Linked DNA regions of Homo sapiens: region 2 is linked to region 1. A link is a loop called in an ENCODE intact Hi-C map of the cell type or tissue named here. Cell type or tissue: IMR-90. All regions are shown on one strand. Each heading gives the region's core, and the rest is flanking DNA. Links, peaks and the distances in the headings are about the cores only. Region 1 has its middle 9.4 kb from the start of DDC. Region 2 overlaps DDC (dopa decarboxylase).

What was found. A loop is a pair of places that touch in the nucleus more often than their neighbours do. Peaks named below come from ENCODE experiments on the same cell type or tissue, not always from the same donor. Only the 100,000 strongest peaks of a DNase experiment are listed, where the experiment ranks them.
Region 2: it touches region 1 in a loop (1.9-fold over the local background); 2 of 110 quality-filtered maps call a loop at or near these places.

What each region holds. Positions count from the first base shown.
Region 1 is chr7:50,572,128-50,577,504 of GRCh38, forward strand. No RefSeq gene overlaps it. Among named protein-coding and RNA genes, the nearest start is that of DDC, 9.4 kb to the left of the region's middle. In IMR-90, for the core only: no CTCF peak of the experiment used is centred there; no DNase peak of the experiment used is centred there.
Region 2 is chr7:50,500,250-50,505,626 of GRCh38, forward strand. It overlaps DDC (dopa decarboxylase), which reads right to left. Exons shown (of 15, transcript NM_001082971.2): 7 at 3,744-3,810. Among named protein-coding and RNA genes, the nearest start is that of DDC-AS1, 29 kb to the right of the region's middle. RefSeq lists enhancers at 1,632-2,133, 2,102-2,396, 2,134-2,633. In IMR-90, for the core only: no CTCF peak of the experiment used is centred there; a DNase peak (open chromatin) is centred at 2,262; H3K27ac peaks cover 181 bases; H3K27me3 peaks cover 234 bases.

The DNA of each region.
Region 1 (5,377 bases), core at 249-5,248:
CAAAGATCAGATGGTTGTAGATATGTGGCATTATTTCTGAGGGCTCTGATCTGTTTCATTGGTCTATATCTCTGTTTTGGTATCAGTACCATGCTGTTTTGGTTACTGTAGCCTTGTAGTATAGTTTGAAGTCAGGTAGCATGATGCCTCCAGCTTTGTTCTTTTGGCTTAGGATTGACTTGGCAATGCGGGCTCTTTTTTGGTTCCATATGAACTTTAAAGTAGTTTTTTCCAATTCTGTGAAGAAAGTCATTGGTAGCTTGATGGGGTTGGCACTGAATCTATAAATTACCTTGGGCAGTATGGCCATTTTCACGATATTGATTCTTCCTACCCATGAGCATGGAATGTTCTTCCATTTCTTTGTATCCTCTTTTATTTCATTGAGCAGTGGTTTGTAGTTCTCCTTGAAGAGGTCCTTCACATCCCTTATAAGTTGGATTCCTAGGTATTTTATTGTCTTTGAAGCAATTGTGAATGGGAGTTCACTCATGATTTGGCTCTCTGTCTGCTATTGGTGTATAAGAATGCTTGTGATTTTTGCACATTGATTTTGTATCCTGAGATTTTGCTGAAATTGCCTATCAGCTTAAGAAGATTTTGGGCTGAGACGATGGGGTTTTCTAGATATACAATCATGTCATCTGCAAACAGGGACAATTTGACTTCCTCTTTTCCTAATTGAATACCCTTTATTTCCTTCTCCTGCCTGATTGCCCTGGCCAGAACTTCCAACATTATGTTGAATAGGAGTGGTGAGAGAGGGCATCCCTGTCTTGTGCCAGTTTTCAAAGGGAATGCTTCCAGTTTTTGCCCATTCAGTATGATATTGGCTGTGGGTTTGTCATAGATAGCTCTTATTGTTTTGAGATACATCCCATCAATACCTAATTTATTGAGAGTTTTTAGCATAAAGCGTTGTTGAATTTTGTCAAAGGCCTTTTCTGCATCTATTGAGATAATCATATGGTTTTTGTCATTGGTTCTGTTTATATGCTGGATTATGCTTATTGATTTCCATATGTTGAACCAGCCTTGCATCCCAGGGATGAAGCCCACTTGATCATGGTGGATAAGCTTTTTGATGTGCTGCTGGATTCAGTTTGCCAGTATTTTATTGAGGATTTTTGCATCTATGTTCATCAGGGATATTGGTCTGAAATTCTCTTTTTTTGTTGTGTCTCTGCCAGGCTTTGGTATCAGGATGATGCTGGCCTCATAAAATGAGTTAGGGAGGATTCCCTCTTTTTCTATTGATGGGAATAGTTTCAGAAGGAATGGTACCAGCTCCTCCTTTTACCTCTGGTAGAATTTGGCTGTGAATCCATCTGGTCCTGGACTTTTTTTGGTTGGTAAGCTATTAATTATTGCCTCAATATCAGAGCCTGTTATTGGTCTACTCAGAGATTCAACTTCTTCCTGATTTAGTCTTGGGAGGGTGTATGTGCCGAGGAATTTATCCATTTCTTCTAGATTTTCTAGTTTATTTGCATAGAGGTGTTTATAGTATTCTCTGATGGTAGTTTGTATTTCTGTGGGATCGGTGGTGATACCCCTTTATCATTTTTTATTGCATCTATTTGATTCTTCTCTCTTTTCTCCTTTATTAGTCTTGCTAGCAGTCTATCAAGTTTGTTGATCTTTTCAAAAAACCAGCTCCTGGATTCACTGATTTTTTGAAGGGTTTTTTGTGTCTCTATTTCCTTCAGTTCTGCTCTGATCTTAGTTATTTCTTGCCTTCTGCTAGCTTTTGAATGTGTTTGCTCTTGCTTCTCTAGTTCTTTTAATTGTGATGTTAGGGTGTCAATTTTAAATCTTTCCTGCTTTCTCTTGTGGGCATTTAGTGCTATTAATTTCCCTCTACACACTGCTTTGAATGTGTTCCAGAGATTCTGGTATGCTGTGTCTTTGTTCTCGTTGCTTTCAAAGAACATCTTTATTTCTGCCTTCATTTCGTTATGTACCCAGTAGTCATTCAGGAGCAGGTTGTTCAGTTTCCATGTAATTGAGCAGTTTTGAGTGAGTTTCTTAATCCTGAGTTCTAGTTTGATTGCACTGTGGTCCGAGAGACAGTTTGTTATAATTTCTGTTCTTTTACGTTTGCTGAGGAGTGCTTTACTTCCAACTATGTGGTCAATTTTGGAATAAGTGCACTGTGGTGCTGAGAAGAATGTATATTCTGTTGATTTGGGATGAAGAGTTCTGTAGATGTCTATTAGTTCCACTTGGTGCAGAGCTGAGTTCAATTCCTGGATATCCTTGTTAACTTTCTGTCTCGTTGATCTGTCTAATGTTGACAGTGGGGTGTTAAATTCTCCCATTATTATTGTGTGGGAGTCTAAGTCTCTTTGTAGGTCTCTAAGGACTTGCTTTATGAATCTGGGTGCTCCTGTATTGGGTGCATATATGTTTAGGATACTTAGCTCTTCTTGTTGAATTGATCCCTTTACCATTATGTAATGGCCTTCTTTGTCTCTTTTGATCTTTGTTGGTTTAAAGTCTGTTTTATCTGAGACTAGGATTGCAACCCCTGCCTTTTTTTGTTTTCCATTTGCTTGTTAGATCTTCCTCCATCCCTTTATTTTGAGCCTATGTGTGTCTCTGGACGTGAGATGGGTTTCCTGAATATAGCACACTGATGGGTCTTGACTCTTTATCCAATTTGCCAGTCTGTGTCTTTTAATTGGAGCATTTAGCCCATTTACATTTAAGGTTAATATTATTATGTGTGAATTTGATCCTGTCACTATGATATTAGCTGGTTATTTTGCTCATTAGCTGATGCAGTTTCTTCCTAGCCTCGATGGTCTTTACAATTTGGCATGTTTTTGCAGTGGCTGGTATTGGTTATTCCTTTCCATGTTTAGTGCTTCCTTCAGCAGCTCTTGTAGGGCAGGCCTGGTGGTGACAAAATCTCTCAGTATTTGCTTGTCTGTAAAGGATTTTATTTCCCCTTCACTTACAAAGTGCAGTTTGGCTGGATATGAAATTCTGGGTTGAAAATTCTTTTCTTTAAGGATGTTGAATATTGGCCCCCACTTTCTTCTGGCTTGTAGAGTTCCTGCCGAGAGATCAGCTGTTAGTCTGATGGGCTTCCCTTTGTGGGTAACCCGACTTTTCTCTCTGGCTGCCCTTAACATTTTTTCCTTCGTTTCAACTTTGGTGAATCTGACAATTATGTGTCTTGGAGTTGCTCTTCTCGAGGAGTATCTTTGTGGTTTTCCCTGTATTTCCTGAATTTGAATGTTGGCCTGCCTTGCTAGAGTGGGGAAGTTCTCCTGGATAATATCCTGCAGAGTGTTTTCCAACTTGGTTCCATTCTCCCTGTCACTTTCAGGTACACCAATCAGACGTAGATTTGGTCTTTTCACATAGTCCCATATTTCTTGGAGGCTTTGTTTGTTTCTTTTTATTCTTTTAACTCTAAACTTCCCTTCTCATTTCATTTCATTCATTTGATCTTCCATCACTGATACCCTTTCTTCCGGTTGATCAAATTGGCTACTTAGGCTTGTGCATTCATCATGTAGTTCTCGTGCCATGGTTTTCAGCTCCATCAGGTCCTTTAAGGACTTCTCTGCATTGGTTATTCTAGTTAGCCATTTGTCTAATTTTTCTTCAAGGTTTTTAACTTCTTTTCCATGGGTTCGAACTTCCTCCTTTAGCTTGGAGTAGTTTGATCGTCTGAAGCCTTCTTCTCTCAACTCGTCAAAGTCATTCTCCGTCCAGCTTTGTTCCATTGCTGGTGAGGAGCTGCGTTCCTTTGGAGGAGGAGAGGCACTCTGATTTTTAGAGTTTCCAGTTTTTCTGCTCTGTTTTTTCCCCATCTTTGTGGTTTTATCTACCTTTGGTCTTTGATGATGGTGACATACAGATGGGGTTTTGGTGTGGATGTCCTTTCTGTTTGTTAGTTTTCCTTCTAACAGTCAGGACCCTCAGCTGCAGGTCTGTTGGAGTTTGCTGGAGGTCCACTCCAGACCCTGTTTGCCTGGGTATCAGCAGTGGAGGCTGCAGAACAGCGGATATTGGTGAACAGCAAATGTTGCTGCCTGATCATTCCTCTGGAAGTTTTGTCTCAGAGGAGTACCTGGCCGTGTGAGGTGTCAGTCTGCCCCTACTGGGGGGTGCCTCCCAGTTAGGCTTCTCGGGGGTCAGGGACCCACTTGAGAAGGCAGTCTGTCTGTTCTCAGATCTCCAGCTGCGTGCTGGGAGAACCACTACTCTCTTCAAAGCTGTCAGACAGGGACATTTAAGTCTGCAGAGGATTCTGCTGCCTTTTGTTTGGCAATGCCCTGCCCCCAGAGGTGGAGTCTACAGAGGCAGGCAGGCCTCCTTGAGCTGTGGTGGGCTCCACCCAGTTCAAGCTTCCTGGCTGCTTTGTTTACCTACTCTAGCCTCAGCAACGGTGGGCGCCCCTCCCCCATCCTCACTACCGCCTTGCAGTTTGATCTCAGACTGCTGTGCTAGCAGTGAGCAAGGCTCTGTGGGCGTAGGACCCTCCGAGCCAGGTGCGGGATATAATCTCCTGGTGTGCCATTTGCTAAGACTGTTGGAAAAGTGCAGTATTAGGGTGGGAGTGACCTGATTTTCCAGGTGCTGTCTGTCACCCCTTTCTTTCACTAGGAAAGGGAATTCCCTGATCCCTTGTGCTTTCTGGGTGAGGCAATGCCTCGCCCTGCTTCAGCTCACACTCAGTGCACTGCACCCACTGTCCTGCACCCACTTTCTGACACTCCCCAGTGAGATGAACCTGGTACCTCAGTTGGAAATGCAGAAATCACCCGTCTTCTGCGTCGCTCATGCTGGGAGCTGTAGACTGGAGCTGTTCCTATTCAGCCATCTTGGCTCCATCCCTCTCTTTTGTACTCTTTCCCTTTATTTCTCAGAGTGGCCGACACTTAGGGAAAATAGAAAAGAACCTACGTTGAAATATTTGGGACTGGTTCCCCTGATATCTGGCACCCACGTGGGTTTTTTTTTTTCCTAAGTGCATATGGGAACACAATTCCCTTTGGTAGGTGCAGAGAAATGTCATCGGTTCAGTCCACAGAAATGCATGTTTGACTCCCTAACAACTGGTGAGTAGTCTGTGTATGGTCCGGGTTAACTATGGGTCACATGGAGTCTAAAAATTATACTTATCTCTTTTATATTAAACTCCGATTAAAACAAATGAAAAGAGTTTGAGTGCCCATGGAAAATATGGTCACTCTATTCAGGGCAGTGGAAGAATACAGTCCTTGGTTTCCTGAAAAAGGAACCTTAGATGTAGAACTATGGGATCATGTTGGTTCAACATTCCAGGAAATGGTCTCGGCAGGGAATTATGTTCCCGTCCCTGTTTTTGGTGATTGGGCCTTGGTACGTGCCATATTAA
Region 2 (5,377 bases), core at 315-5,314, 72 kb before region 1:
GTGCTCATTGTGCAATGAGGCGTGAGACTCTCAGGGGCACTAATTAGTCACAGTTCCAATCAGGAGGGCTCCACTGTGCTGACCTCATTACCACTGGAAGGCCCCACCTCCAATACCATCACCTTAGGTTAGAATTTCAGCAAATGGGCTTTGCGGGGGACACAAACGTTCAGACTACAGCAAGCTTCAAATTTACACCTATCTTATGATGTGATCTGAGGTTTTTCTCAACCTTACCGCTGATCTGAGCTACAGGCATGGACATCCCATGATTACTGAGTGACTCCTCAGGGAGAAACTCTGCAAATCCTAAGGCCTTGTGCTCTTCCTGGCTCACTGCTGCATCCATCTGGGGTTATGCAAGCACCAGGTGAGACTGATTCTGGGGGAAGTGATGAGCCCCTAAGCCTCGGTTCAGGTCCACACTGCTCTGTGACCTTTGGCCTCCCATGCCCTGGGGTGGATATCCGTGTCCGCAGGACACACTTGACCTTAATCCAACTGAGGGCTTTCATCCTGATGATTAAACTGAGTCAAAGCTTTGAAACGCCTTATGTCTTTTATCAGCTTTGTGGAGGACTGTGTTCTCTCTAAGCTTGCAGTTGGCCTACAACTCCTGCAGAAGGGAACTTACAGACCCCTAAAGGAAGTGGACTCTGAAGGGCTTCTCTGGTTTCCATGGGGATGCATGGAGCTGTGGGCATGCCTCTGCATTCTGCATTCTGCATCTCATATGTGATCCACTAACAGCACACACTGCATAGCACGGCCCATCTAGGAACCAGGCAGACACAGAGACCCTCGGCCAGAGCTTGAGAAGTTGCATGCACCAGGGGCACACCTAGCCCTGAGGCAAGGCTGCCTCAGTGGGGAGGGATGGGACAGGCTCACACCCCTCCAGCTTCCTGCTGTCAGTGACTCTTTCCTTCTGAGACTTCCCAGGAACTTGCGGCAGGCCTGGCTGCCCCTCCAGCTGCACGTCCTCTCTCAGTTATGCTGGCACCTCAGGATGCAGCTTTGGCTGCCTGCCCTGTGCTATTCCCTTCCTCACACCTTGAGATGGCCTCCCCAACTCAGCCCATACCCTCGTCCTCAGTTTCCCCACTTCCCCATCGGCAACCTAACTGACTTCAACTATCCACTTTTTGTATTCCATCTTCTCAGTAAAACCTGCCAGACAACTGATCCATCCAAGCAGACCAATCTGAATACCCTCACTGGCAAATCATTTCAAATGCAATAAAAAGAAAATGTCTTTCCTAAGGCAGCAATTGGAAGAAAACCATCTTCTGATTTGTTTTCTTTGTCAAATGATGGTGGGTGAATAACTTATCTGAATTATGTTAGATTATTCTAATCATATATAGAATAAGGTCAGCTCAGGATCTCAGAACAGTCCCGCTTGGAGTTGGAGAATGCTAAATATCTGGTGATAGGAAAATGGTAGCAGGAGAGGGAAAGTAGGTAAAAGGGTGCTGACTTAATTGTTAAGGTACCACCAACAGTTAGTAATATAACACCATCAATAAAAATGGAAATGTTGGCCGGACACAGTGGGTTACGCCTGTAATTCCATCACACTGGGAGGCTGAGGCGGGCATATCATCTGAGGTCAGGAGTCTGAGACCAGCCTGGCCAATATGGTGAAACCCCATCTCTAATAAAAATACAAAAATTAGCCAGGCATGATGGCATGTGCCTGTGATCCCAGCTACTCAGAAAGCTGAGGCAGGAGAATCACTTGAACCCAGGAGGCAGATGTTGCAGTGAGCTGAGATTGTGCCACTCCAGCCTGGGCCACAGAGCAAGACTCCATCTCAAAAATAAAGAAAAAAAAAGGAATTGTCAAAACTGACCTCCCCTATGCATTCTGCCAATGGATGAAAGGGTTTTGGCATTCACCCATGTCAGCTCCTTCTGCACAACCCCAAAAGCAACCTCAGTGTTTCAAACCAAACAAATCATAAATCAAGCTCTGTGCACAGCCTCCAGCCTCTACAAAGAAGAGGGGGCCCCAGATAGCAGGAAGGCCTGAGCTGGATCCATCCAGGGGACTGTGACTGGCAGGTGACACACGCTGGCTGTCATCTCCATGGTCCAGCGGGCAGCCCACACTTGGCCCAGGGGACAGCAGGCCATGTGGGCTCTATCCAGCAGAAGACCTCGGCCCTTTAAATCCGATAGCCCTAGGGAATTACATCAGCCAGCTACTGGCCAGGACATTCAGTTCTTAGCCTGACATCTGAGTCAGAGGACTCCAAGTTGCTTGGCTGAGCTGATGAAGGTTTGCAGCTGATGAGGCCAATGCTGTGGCTGCAGTCCTGAGTCAGCCAGTTCTATCCCTTCTCCCCAGCCCGGGGCTGTGCACGACCACTTCCCGCCAGTTGTTCTTACAGCTGTGTGCCACAGAGCATAAACGGTGGAGCATAAACCCTGTGAGAGCGGGTAAGTCTATGCCACCCACCTCCCAGTAGTTCCCAGCACTGCATTCCTTGCTGTGCAGCAATGCACTCTACCTTTGGGATGGTGCATTTTCCCTGCATTAATTTATCCTCTGAATAATCGTGTGGGGAAATCTTGTTATTTTATGAGCACAAGTGGGGTTTTTCTCTTCACTTTACAGACAGCATAAATGAAGCTCAGAATGTAAGATTCAGGGGTGGATCCTGGGCTGCACCCTAGCTTCCTTGTCACCAATTTCATGTCTAGCTCACACAAAGGCACCTGCACCTTCAGCACCGGCCTTCCCCAGCTGCTGACCCCAAGAAGGGAGGCCAACGCCCAGGAGAGGAGGGTCCACTCCTCTGAGTATGGACTATGGGTGACTCTTGGGTTAGGAGAGGTGAGAACTGTGCTTGGCTTGTGCAGACTAAGGAGGAAGCCAATTCCCTGGTAGCTGTTGTGGGATCTGGCACAGGCCACAGGTATGTGATCTGAAGGCCCCACTTGGGCAGCTCCACTCACAGCCGAGCGGTCAGAACATTCCCATCCTAGAGGGACAGAGAAAGGGGGAGCCCCCTGAGCCAGTGTCCCTGCCCTACGAGGGTTCTTCTGTCCACAGAAGCAGCTTCAAGACCTGCTGAGTTCCCAGAGCTACATGTCAAAGGTGAAACTCTAGAAACAGAGCTGCTCATTCACATTCACCTTTTGAAAACACAGCATCCTAGTCTCAATGAGAAAACCTAGGATCTCTGAATGAGGAAGGGAGGAGGTGAGAGTGACCAGGAAAACATCTGAAGCACAGATTATTCCTTGGCGAAATCCAGTTTCATTGTGTTGATTTGCTAAACTACCTTCAGCAATTTTCTTAACTGCATTCAGTAATTCCAAAAAAAGGTGAAAAAGGGATATACCAAAGAATTAAATTCAAGTGTGGACAATTCTCATATCAGGTGTATGCACGACCCACATATGAAGGTGGTTACTCTAAGATTTTGAAGAGTTTATTCTCCTCAACAGGGCCAACATAACCTGCAATTTTACATAACTTCTATATTGCTCGGATTTTTTTTCTTACAAATAGTGTGTTGGTAGAACTAAGCTCAGTTCTTTTCCAATTAGCCCAAATTCTGAGTTTGTGGAGTTCAAGCTAATGAGGTTTGTGTTATTGCAAATACGAGAAGAGCTGGGCAAACCATCACAATATGAAGTTAACGACAAGAAAGAGATCAACGAGGAAGGTTTGCTAAATTCCCCGTGTACAGAGAACATTTTCCAAAAAGAAAATGGAATCGGATACTTACAGATAGGACCGACTTCTAAGAGATTGTCAAAGGAGCAGCATGTTGTGGTCCCCAGGGTGGCAACCATCTAGAGGGTAAAAAGCAGACAGCCTTTTATTCCCCAGGTGCCAGTCACCGCTGTAACCTCCACACAAGCAACTGCTGCCCCATGGTCCAACCTGGGGCCATGAGCCGAGATCCCAATGAATGTCTGCTACATGGAAACGTAAGCCCATGGATGCACATTGAATCTTTGGGTGAAAGCATCATAACAGGTTAAGAGAAACAGATTTGCAGACAGAAAACTAAGCTCTGAGGTTAGAAACCGGGAAGTTGCAAAAGATTTTCCAGGGTGCCTTGGGGCAGACATGAAGCAATCTACCACCTGGACAATGATACCTATATTCTACTTTAGTAAATATACATATACTATATTCTACTTTATTAAATATACATATATATGTATGTGTGTATATTTTTGTTAAATTTTAATTAACGTTCTATGTAACATTAGTGTAACTATGTTCTTATATTCCATATATACATTTTAATTTAATTATAATCTAATTAAATTTATAATTAAGTTATAATTAAAATATACACAAGTGTATATATTTTATTTTCTATATATATATGTGTGTGTATATATATACATATATAGAGAATGTAAGAACATAGTTACTACTATGGAGCAGAAGCCTGGGATTTTTTCCTAGTTTGGGGGGGTGTGTGTGTGTCTGTGTGTGTGCACGTGTGTGTGTGCATACACCCATGTGCAATGCACAGAGCAGAGCAAGCGCAGTAGAGATGAGTCTCCCTCCAGCAGGGCCCAGACTGCCCAAGGCACTCATGGAATGCTTCTTTCAGAACAGACTTTGGCATCAGTTAAGAGTCACACTAGGATTTTGAGCAAGAGTATCATTTACCAGCTTTAATCCGCTGCCTTTCTCTTTCTGAATGATACTGTTCCCAAAGATTAATTAAATCCTCAGGAGGTCATGAGAAAACACTGCTGACATTGAAAATAATTTTAAAAGGGATGTTCTGAGAAAGCATTGAGTGCTGTCAGTCACACAACCCAGAAAATACGGGCTGGGAGTCACTGCGGCCTCTCCCGAGCTCTGAGGACCTTGTGGTGCCACGATCGCACTGGCACAGCCTGACTGTGTTGTCCCCACACACATGTCTGTCTCTCCCTCCAGACCCATGATGCTCCCAAAGCCAGGGACCCTGTCTCATTGTTTTGTGTTGGGCTGAGCATTTGCACTTTGCTGGACATTGCATAGATGCTGAAACCTATTGCTGAATTGAAACAGCTCTCTCCAAAGGATCAAAACGCACATTATGTTTACAAAACCAAAGGGCCTAATTGATTTATGGATGTCATGCAGTCTAGATAATGAAATTTCTTTGCAGATGCGACAAGAGTGTGGAATAGAATTAAATTTGTGTGACCTTTATTGAGCCCCCTGTAAAGTCTTAGCAATGCCATGTGTCCTGAGGATAAAGATAGAGAGGTCAGAAACTCGTATGTGAGAACCCCAGTTCGAGACCTTTGTGGCTCCATTTCACCTATGACTGCCTCGCATTTCACCTGGAAACCAACTTTTCCTTTTAGAGAGAGACAAAGTGTTCATGCCCAGGTAGCACAGAGT